Regions from separate parts of the Homo sapiens genome. Here region 2 is linked to region 1. Evidence: chromatin loops called from intact Hi-C (ENCODE). Cell type or tissue: gastrocnemius medialis. All regions are shown on one strand.

Region 1 (5,000 bases):
GAAAAAGAAACAAACATATTCTTTTAGGAACTACTCAGATCTTTAATGGAGTGAGAAAGGGTAACAAACAGTTGGACATTCTAAAACAATTCTAGGCCAGGCACGCTGGTTCACACCTGTAATCCCAGCACTTTGGGAGGCTGAGGTGAGTGGATCACCTGAGGTCAGGAGTTCAAGATCAGCCTGACCAACATGGTGAAACCCCATCTCTACTAAAAAAAATACAAAAATTAGCTGGGCGTGGTGGTGCGCGCCTGTAATCCCAGCTACTTGGGAGGCTGAGGCAGGAGAACTGCTTGAACCTGGGAGGCAGAGGTTGCAGTGAGCCAAGGTCGTGCCATTGCACTCCAGCCTGGGTGACAAGAGTGAAACTCCATCTCAAAAAAATAATAAAACAATTCTAGAAGTACAAAATCAGTTATCTGCCAGCACGGACAAGCTGGAGAAGTGGTTCCCAAATGCCAACTTCTGGCAAAGTGAGAAATTCAAAGACAGAAATACCTCTGTGTGGATACATTGTGAGGCGTGCTGCCAGCTGCCCTTTCTTGGCAATGGCTGGGGTTCTAAGAATAACCTTTTTACCTTATCTTGGTGTTAGAAGTGCTGGTGGTAACAGATGGTAGTGTTTCTTTTTAAAACATCCGTAACTTGGCAAAATAAAAAGCTGGCCCTCTTAGGTTGGACATCCAATAGTTTTTCAAATTTTCCTGGTCTATGAGATTGCAAAATCTGGGAACCACTGGTTCTAGATGAGCAGTCAAACCACTGCTCTTTGGGAAATTTTATTTTATTTTATTTTTATTTTAATGGAGTCTTGCTCTGTCGCTAGGCTAGAGTACAGTGGCGCAATCTTGGCTCACTGCAACCTCTGCCTCCCAGGCTCAAGCGATCCTCCTGCCTCAGCCTCCCAAGTAGCTGGGACTACAGGTGTGTGCCACAACACCCGGCTAATTTTTGTATTTTCAGTAGAGACAAGGTTTCACCATGTTGGCCAGGCTGGTTTTGAACTCCAGACCTCAAGTGATCCACCTGCCTTGGCCTCCCAAAATGCTGCGATTACAGGTGTGAGCCACTGCGCCCAGCCTACGTTTATTTTTTAAATATGGAGATTTCAAAAATGAAGAGCCTCCAGAAGAGTTGTACTAACCACCCTTATTTCCAACTGAAGCATTGGGTTTGGACTCTAGAGCAGGGCTGCCTGGGTGAAGCCCAGCTCTCTGTCCCACTAGTCATGTAACAGCAGGCACGTGCCTGACCCTCCCTGGGCCTCAGTTTCCTCACTTGGAAAGGAGGATAATCCGAGTTCCCGTCTTGCTGGGCTGCTCGTTAAGCACCTGCACAGGGCCTGCTATCCTATTGGTTCCCAGGCCCCTCTCCATCCTTCTGAATCACTCTCTCCAGGGCCAGGGCACGGGAAGAGGGGCTTTCACAAAGCTCCCCAGGTGATTCTAAAGCACTGAGGTGCCCAGGAAACACTGTCCCTGAGCATCTCTGTAGGAACCCAAGCTCGGGAGCCCAGGGGCTGGCTGGCAAGGTGGCTGCCGGTCTGACCCTTAGCCTTGTGGAAGCAAACGGAGAGGTCGTGTACACACCAGCTGGCTAAATGCCATGGTCTGTGACCACGCAGCCTTTTCTAGGTCATCTCGCTGCCACACCTGCTTTCCCCCTGCAAGAGTCACAGTGACCTCTGGCTGAGGATAATGAGGTGGCCCTGACTTTCACTGGGGGAACACTCACGTCGCTGGCCAGCTTCTCGTAGTCCTCCATCAGGTGCTCGTTCTCTTGGTTGACAGCCAGCACCTTACAGATCCGGTTGGCGGCAGTTTCAGCCTGGAGGGGAGCACACAGTCAGGGCTGCCTGGGGGCTGGCCACCCTCCCTCCTGACGGGCACGTCCCTTGAAAGCAGCTGGTCCATGGCCCACGGAACTCCTCACAGAGGGGAAGGAGAGGAAGCACAGCTCCAGTGAGATGGTGCCCTGTCCCAATAGGCCTTGTTGGCATCCTCACTGCTGACTGCAAAATGCCCCTGGGTCCAGAAAGCCCAGACCCTGGAGGCACCGAGGAGGGTTGGGGAGCCCTCCCACTGCTGCTCGCAAACCCTCTAGTGCCCCACACAGAGGAGGGTGAGGCTGGACGGGTCGGCTGCGTTGGACCTAAGACTGCGGAGGAGTCTCTCCCGGTGGGAAGGTGAAAGGATGGGAAGCCGAGAGCTGGAGAGCTGGGGGCAACAGAGCAGGGGCGCCCGGGTCCCGGAGGAGCCTAGTGGTCCGTGCACAGGAGCACACTCAGGCCTGTCCACTCTCCTGCCTTGGAGGCAATGTTAATAGGAGCTCCAGAGGACAGAAGTCACCATCCGTGGGGCAGAAAAGTGCTGGGGCTTTGGAGGGTGAGAGTGGTGGACATAGTCCCTGGGCCTGAACTACAGGAGAGCGTCCTGCCCTGTCCTGCTAGGGGGCAGTGAACAGTGTAGAGGAGGCAGGGGGTGCACACGGGGAGAGAGAGACCAGGTACCTTTCAGGAAGCACAGAAAGGGTCCAAGAGGAGGAGTTGAAACGGCAACAGAACAGGAACAGAAAGAGTGAGGAGGGTCTACAGAGTGATGGGGAAGGAAAATGGAGAGGCTTGGCCAACGGCTCAGAGCCAGTGCTGCAGGCAGCGACGCCCAGCCTCTCCCCTCCACACATGGCACCTGGAGACAGGCGGGGAGGCGGCAGCCGGTGCTCGTGTGAGCGCACACACGCACGTGCACACCCCGCGCCATGCTGCGGGACACACACCCAGGGCCCCAGGCGGTGCTCCTCAGAGATGAGGTCCAAGAGGTTCCTCAGCCAATGAACATGGGCCCCAGGCCAGTGTGGAAAACACAGCCAGGGCTGCAGCTTGTGGGGGTCACAGAGGTCAGTCCCTGACTCCTAACTTGGCAGAGACAACTGGCACCCGAAACTCAAGTCCTCTCTGTGAGCACGGGGCTGCCGCAAGGCAAGGGAATCATGTTTCACCGCTGAGTTCCCGCATCCAGCTTGGGGCTCAGTGCACTGGCGGTGTTCAGGGTTGCTGAATGAGTGAGTGAATAAAGGAACGAGGCGGGAACGCTTCGGTGACTAGAAATAAATGATCTCAGGACAGAATGGGCACACTGGCGCTAGACCTGGGGTTCACTCTGCGTTTATAAAACATGAACCCCAGAGAGCACTCTTGCAAGAGCTTGGACTGGGTCTCTGGGGAAACGAGGCAGCAGGAGCAGCACCACGGGGCTGTCCTGAGGAGCACACAGGGACCCAGCACTTTCCTTTCTGACCAGCCAGCGCCCTGCAGCCGGGCCTCCACTACCCCCTCAGAGAGGGGCCAGTGACAAGCCTCCAGGCCCAGTGCCTCAGCACCCACCCATACTGTCCTGGGCTTGCCTGCCAGTCCCTGCTCCCCCAAAATCCCTCAGAGCCTCCAGACTGGAGTTCAGCCCTAAGCACAGGGGAGCAGTGTGGGTAGAAAGAAAAGCAATCTGGTGAGGCCATGTGGTGGGCAGGGGGCTGGTTCGGGGCCCGTAGGGGTGAGTCCAATGGCAAACATGCTGTTAGTTGGGGTCTGTGGTGACGAATCGTCCATTGCTGCTGGTCCCTGCCCACCCTCCCGCGGGAGTGTGGGTCAGGGGTCCTCCCTCCACCCTCCTGGCCCGTGCCCTCTAGCAGAACACTCCAAACACAAGCTCCAATCGCATGCTGAGGAGGTGAAGAGGCCTTTCTGGCCCGAGGCTGGGAAGAACCACACTCCCCACCACTGTGGCTCCCTGGCAGCTGCCTAAATGGCAGCTGCCGTGCCAGGCACTGTGCTAAGCCCTTTGCCTGCAGGAGCTCGTTTCACGCCCAGAACAATCCTGTGAGACCGAACTACAGCGATGCCCATTTCACAGGTGGGGAAGCTGAGGTCAAGTGACCCACCCAAGGTCACAGTACCAAGAGGTGGCAGAGTGGGGCCAGGCCAGACTGACGGTAGGTAATGCACCTGCTAGTTGGGAGGCTCAAAGCAGGGGTCCACAGAAGGTACGGCCCCCCCCTTCTAGTTTTAGGAATAGCTGTTTCCCTAAACTTCAATTCCTCCTCTCTCAAATGGGGCTAACTGCGCCTAGCCCTCCTGGGGGTGTGCACAGGGACCCTCTGGAAGCCTGTGCATGTGAAGGCCTTGGAGGGTGCCTAGCGTGTAGTACATGTTCAGTAAACAAGAATCGATTCTGCCTCCTCCTCTGAACCTGTGCCAACTGCTGACACTTCAAAGCAGGCATCGGGAATGCTGCCTGAGATACTTCAGAGACCACAAGGCAAGCGGGGGGAGCAGTGCTTGGGCCTCTGCGTGAACGCTGAGGGCCCGGCAGGAGCTGTGAGGCAGCATGAGGTCAGCTGGGCCCAGGAGGGCGGCCACTGCCACGCAAGCTCTGTGGGCTCTGCCTGGCCTCTGGAGGGCTGGGACCGTGAGTGCAGGTTGGGCTGCACATGCTGAGCCTTTCCTGGCAGGAAGGAGCTGCAAAACGGGTAAAGCCCAGTGCTCCCCACGAAGGGCTTGGCAGGGGCAGGCAGGCAGCCCTGGTGCAGATGATGGACAGGGCGAGTGGGAACGCCGGGCAGTCAAATCCCAGCTCTGCCATTGACTGTAATGCAGGGCTTCAGTTTCCCCGCCTGAGAGCCTAGGATGCCACCACCCACCTCCCAGGGTGGGCTGTGTTCAAACAGAGGTCTGTGACTCCTCAGCACAGGCCCAGCACCGGCCAGGCGGGAAACCTGCCCCAGGGGACCTTCCGAGTCAGAGGCCGGCAGGGTCAGTCTGTGTGGTGTGGCGGCCCACGGCCTGGCCAGGGCTCCAACCACAGATGGCCAGCGGTGATGCAAGGGCGGTGGTGAAGGCAGGTCTGCAGCCCCAGCAGCGAGGTGTGCCTGGCCCAGCTCACCTTCTGAGCCCCCGAGAAAGCGTGGTAGAAGCAGGACACGTAAGTCATGATGGCCTTCTCATC
Region 2 (5,000 bases), 180 kb before region 1:
GAAAAAAAAAAATAGTCAGATATGGGGGCGTTGCCTGTAGTCTCAGTTACTCAGGAGGCTGAGAAGGGAGGATTGTTTGAGCCCAGGAATTGGAGGCTGCAGTGAGCTATGATGGCACCACTGCACTGCAGCCTGGGCAACACAGTGAGACTCTGACTCTAAAAAAAAATAAAGTAATAAAATTTAAAAGATAAATAAAAATGCAAATGCTTAGAGCAGGGCCTGGAACATAGCGAGAGCTGTGGCAGGGTGTGCCGTGGTTATTACTACAGGAGGCTTATTTCAGATGTGGTGGATAGGTGTCCACTTACTGAGTCAGCATGAAATTTATATTTCTTTTTCTTTTTTTTTTTTTGAGATGGAGTCTTGCTCTGTTGCCCAGGCTGGAGTGCAGTGGCACAATCTCAGCTCACTGCAACCTCCACCTCCCGGGTTCCAGCAATTCTCCTGCCTCAGCCTCCCGAGTGGCTGGGATTACAGACGCACACCACCACGACTGGCTAATTTTTTGTATTTTAGTAGAGACAGGGTTTCACCATGTTGCCCAGGCTGGTCTTGAACACCTGAGCTCAGGCAATCCACCCTCCTCGGCCTCCCAAAGTGCTAGGATTAGAGGCATGAACCACCCGTCCCGGCCTGAAATTTATATTTCTTGCCACAAGTTGAGGTCACCAAAGTCTGAGAAACCAGGCCCTTGGCAGTCCTCAACTAGAACAATCGACCCTTTGTGGTTCCTGAGCAGCCTTTTGTTGAGGACATCTTCTCCTGTGTCCCTGTCCTCCAGCTGCCACTGTCTCCCTCCTCAGGCAGCCAGGCCTGCTGCCCTGAGCCTCCCTCTCCTGCGGCAGGCGAGCAGCTGTCTGCAGCCATCTTTTAGCCTGGGCAGGCCCCAAAGACAACACAGGCAGTGGCTACAAAGCATTTGTTCCTTGTGTCCTCCTGCACCTGGATTCTGGGGTAATTGGCTCATGAGGGTGCCCAGGAGGAGATAGTAATGAAAAATAACAATTAGTTGAGGCCGGGAGTGGTGGTTCAGGCCTATAATCCCACCATTTTGGGAGGCTGAAAGCAGGAGGATCGCTTGAGGCCAGTAGGTCAAGACTAGCCTGGGCAATAAGCGAGACCCCCTCTCTGCAAAAATTTAAAGGTGAGGCTCCAACCCTCACCTCACTGCTCTAAAAATTTATTATTATTATTATTTTGAGACAGAGTCTCACTCTGTTACCCAGGCTGGAGTGCAGTGGCGCTATCATGGCTCACTGCAACCTCTGCCTCCCGGGTTCAAGCGATTCTCCTGCTTCAGCCTCCCGAGTAGCTGGGATTACAGGCGCGTGCCACCACGCCCGGCTAATTTTTGTACTTTTAGTAGAGACGGGGTTTCACCATGTTAGCCAGGCTGGTCTTGAACTCCTGACCTCAGGTGATCTGCCCCCCTCGGCCTCCCAAAGTGCTGGGATTACAGGAGTGAGCCACCGGGCCCGGCCCTAAAAATTTCTTTTTAACCACTTAATTGAGGCTTCACTATTTGCCAGGCACTGGGCTCAGCACTTTACAAGTGCCCTATTATTTGATATTCACATTATACCTGTAAGATCATTATGGAAGTGATCTGAACAGAGGAGGAAAAGGAGGCACAAAAAGGTCACGACTCAGTGTAGGGTCAAACAGTTGCCAAGTGGCAGAGCCAGGATTTGACCCCAGGTCCCCTGAATCCAGACCACATGTAGCCACCACTGGATTCAACCAGGCCTGGCCTGATGGCATCTCAGAGCTGAAGCTCAGGGCTGAAGCTGTGGCAGGCTTTGTGCTCTGTTCACCTTTGCTGTCCTCCCTTGGACAGGGCATCCCAGAGGCATCTGATCCACAGCATATCACACTTGTGCCTGTCTATCAGCTGATGGGCAGATGCCAGGGTACTATGGCCTGGTGGCTACTCACCAGCCACCAGCTAGCTATTTCTGCTCAGCCCAGGGTTCTTATCCTAAAGTGGCCTTTTCTCAAGTCCAAGTTGGTGTGATTTCCAACAGTGGATTCTCTTTTTTTTTTTTTTTTCCTTTTTTTGAGATGGAGTCTCGCTCTGTCACCCAGGCTAGAGTGCAATGGCATGATCTCGGCTCACTGCAACCTCCGCCTCCCGGGTTCAAGTGATTCTCCTGCCTCAGCCTCCCAAGTAGCTGAGATTACAGGCACGTGCCACCACGCCTGGCTAATTTTGTATTTTCAGTAGAGATGAGGTTTTGCCATGTTGGCCAGGCTGGGCTCAAACTCTTGACCTCAGATGACCCGCCTGCCTCAGCCTCCCAAAGTTCTGGGATTACAGGCATGAGCCACTGCACCCAGCCCAACACTGGATTCTTTATCCGCTGGCTGGCTCTTCCGCAGTTGATTGTGTGACTTCTTCCCCTATCTGAGCCCCAGTTTTCTCATTTATAAAATGGGGATGTTAACACCATCCCCGTCTAGATGATTGGAAGGCCCGTCATGCATCTGAGATGCTTGCCCCAGGGCCTGGCATGGAGTAAACGATGTCAGGGGCTGTGATGGGTGGTGCTATCGTAGGGACTGAGCAAACGGTGTCATATGGTGCATAAGTTCCTCTCCTCCAGGTCGCAGAGTCATCTGTTTGGTGGGAGCTGGAATCTCCACATGTAAGTAACCCTTCTCCCCCAGCAGCTACCCCCAGGAACTGGGGAGTCCCTCCCAAGGGCTGGGGAGGAGCCCTATCTGAGCCCTGTCCTGGGAGGGTTAGTATGGTATAGACCAACTGCTCCCTGACCCCCCTTTCCTAGCCGCAGGCATCCCCGACTTTCGCTCTCCATCCACCGGCCTCTATGACAACCTAGAGAAGTACCATCTTCCCTACCCAGAGGCCATCTTTGAGATCAGCTATTTCAAGGTTTGTGCTCCCCCAGGAAGGGGCGTCTGTGAGGGGTGGGGATGGGGTCACCTGGCTCCAACCCTCACGCTACCTGGGGCATCTGGCCCTCTGGCTGTCTCTCCTACAGAAACATCCGGAACCCTTCTTCGCCCTCGCCAAGGAACTCTATCCTGGGCAGTTCAAGGTGAGATCTTTGTTTTGCAGGGGGCGAAACAGGAAGGGTTGGGGGAGGGCACGCATGAGAAGCCCCGCCAAGGCCCTGCAGACAAATATTATGTAGCCATTAAGTACATGGGTGCTGGGCCCAGACTGCCTCGGTTCAAGTCCTGGTTCCTCGTGTCTTCATCTTACGACCTTGAGCCTCCGATTTGCCTCCTGTGAAGTGAAGCTAATGGTACTGTCTGAAGAGGGCTGCTGCGAGGCTTAGCTGACTAATGATGCCGTTGAGAGCCCGGGACCCTGCAGCCGGGCTGCCTGGGTGTGAATCTCAGCTCTGCAGCTTACCCACCGTGTGACTTTGGCAACACAATCCCCTTCCCTGTCCTTCAGTTTCCTCATCTGTGATCTGGGGATAGCAGTGGTCTCTCCCCGACGCGGCTGCTGTGACGGTTCCCTGGGGGTAAAACAGTCACAGTGCCTAGAACAGTTCCTGGCATGCGGCAGTGGCCTGTGGCTGTTCCCTGCAGTCGTCAGCAGTGCTGTCGCTCTTCCCTGCAGCCAACCATCTGTCACTACTTCATGCGCCTGCTGAAGGACAAGGGGCTACTCCTGCGCTGCTACACGCAGGTAGGCGGATGCGAGCATCCTGGGAGGAGGATGGGCGGGTGGAACGGGCATGGTGTCCTCAGCAGAGGAGCAGAGCTGCGTGCCCAAGAGCTCAGGCGGGGACTCCAGCAATGCGGGGCCAGGGCTTGGCCTACTGCCTCCTTGCTGCATGACCTGCCGTGAGTCACGTCTTCTCTGCCTCAGTTTCCCCTTCCGTCAAACAGGGGCCAGAAAAGGTTTGCCCTCTCAGGTCTGCCCTCTCAGGTCTGCAGTGCGGTGGCAGTGACCTCCTCTCAGGGCCATCCCATGTGTGATGTGGAAGGAGCCTATGGCTGAAGGGACTCTGTGTGCACTATAGGCACCCCAGATTTCACATTGGTTATGAGCGAGTTTCCAAAGTGACTTCATCTAACAAAATCCATACACTATGACACGTGTCCAACAAGTAGATGTTGTGCCTTAAGGAAGGGGCACCTTTTTATAGTTTTTTGTGCTTTGCCCAATTATAAACATGTCTCGTACACGTCAGGTGCTTAGCCAAGGGCCTCTCCCTGGGGCATTCAAGCAAGGATGGCTCACATTGTTGGCTTCTGGTTTGGAGAGTCTCACACCCCTAACAGTAAAAAAATCTTGATGGGCTGGGCACAGTGGCTCACACCTGTAATCCCAGCACTTTGGGAGGCCAAAGCGAGAGATAGCTCGAGCCCAGGCGTTTGGGACCCGCCTGGGCAACATAGGGAGACCCTGTCTCTACAAGAAATACAAAAATTAGCTGGGCAGGGTGGCGTGTGCCTGTAGCCCCAGCTACTCAGGAGGCTGAGGTAGGGGGATTGCTTGAGTTCAGGAAGTCAAGACTGCAGTGAGCTATGATGGTGCCACTGTACTGTAGCCTGGGAGACCTGGTTTCAAAGAAACAAAAAACAAATCAAAACAACAACAAAATGTTGCTGCCTCTACCTGTTTTATGAATATGTATAGAAATGACATGATGCACTACAACAGTATTAATTCAAGCTCTAGATCACACCTCAGAACCCCGAATTATAAAACAGGTGGCCGGGCGCGGTGGCTCACGCCTGTAATCCCAGCACTTTGGGACACCGAGGTGGGCAGATCACGAGGTCAGGAGTTCAAGACCAGCCTGTCCAACATCATGAAATCTGGTCTCTACTAAAAATACAAAAATTAGCCAGGTGTGGTGGTGCCTGTAACCCCAGCTACTCGGGAGGCTGAGGCAGGAGAATCGCTTGAACCTGGGAGGCAGAGGTTGTAGTGAGTCAAGATTGTGCCACTGCACTCCAGCCTGGGTGACAGAGCAAGACTCCATCTCAATTTAAAAAAACAAACAAACAAACAA

The links. Hi-C counts contacts between places; a loop is a spot of excess contacts. Peaks named below come from ENCODE experiments on the same cell type or tissue, not always from the same donor. Only the 100,000 strongest peaks of a DNase experiment are listed, where the experiment ranks them.
Region 2: it touches region 1 in a loop (2.7-fold over the local background); 7 of 110 quality-filtered maps call a loop at or near these places.

Annotation. Positions count from the first base shown.
Region 1 is chr19:38,711,299-38,716,298 of GRCh38, reverse strand. ACTN4 (actinin alpha 4) reads right to left here. Exons shown (of 21, transcript NM_004924.6): 9 at 1,738-1,830. All of the region lies in intron 1 of LOC107985291 (a long non-coding RNA gene), which reads left to right. Among named protein-coding and RNA genes, the nearest start is that of CAPN12, 31 kb to the left of the region's middle. In gastrocnemius medialis, no CTCF peak of the experiment used is centred here; DNase peaks (open chromatin) are centred at 1,725 and 2,898; H3K27ac peaks cover 5,000 bases.
Region 2 is chr19:38,887,751-38,892,750 of GRCh38, reverse strand. SIRT2 (sirtuin 2) reads left to right here. Exons shown (of 16, transcript NM_012237.4): 5 at 2,607-2,648; 6 at 2,790-2,896; 7 at 3,006-3,062; 8 at 3,596-3,664. Among named protein-coding and RNA genes, the nearest start is that of SIRT2, 9.4 kb to the left of the region's middle. In gastrocnemius medialis, no CTCF peak of the experiment used is centred here; a DNase peak (open chromatin) is centred at 1,880; H3K27ac peaks cover 4,914 bases.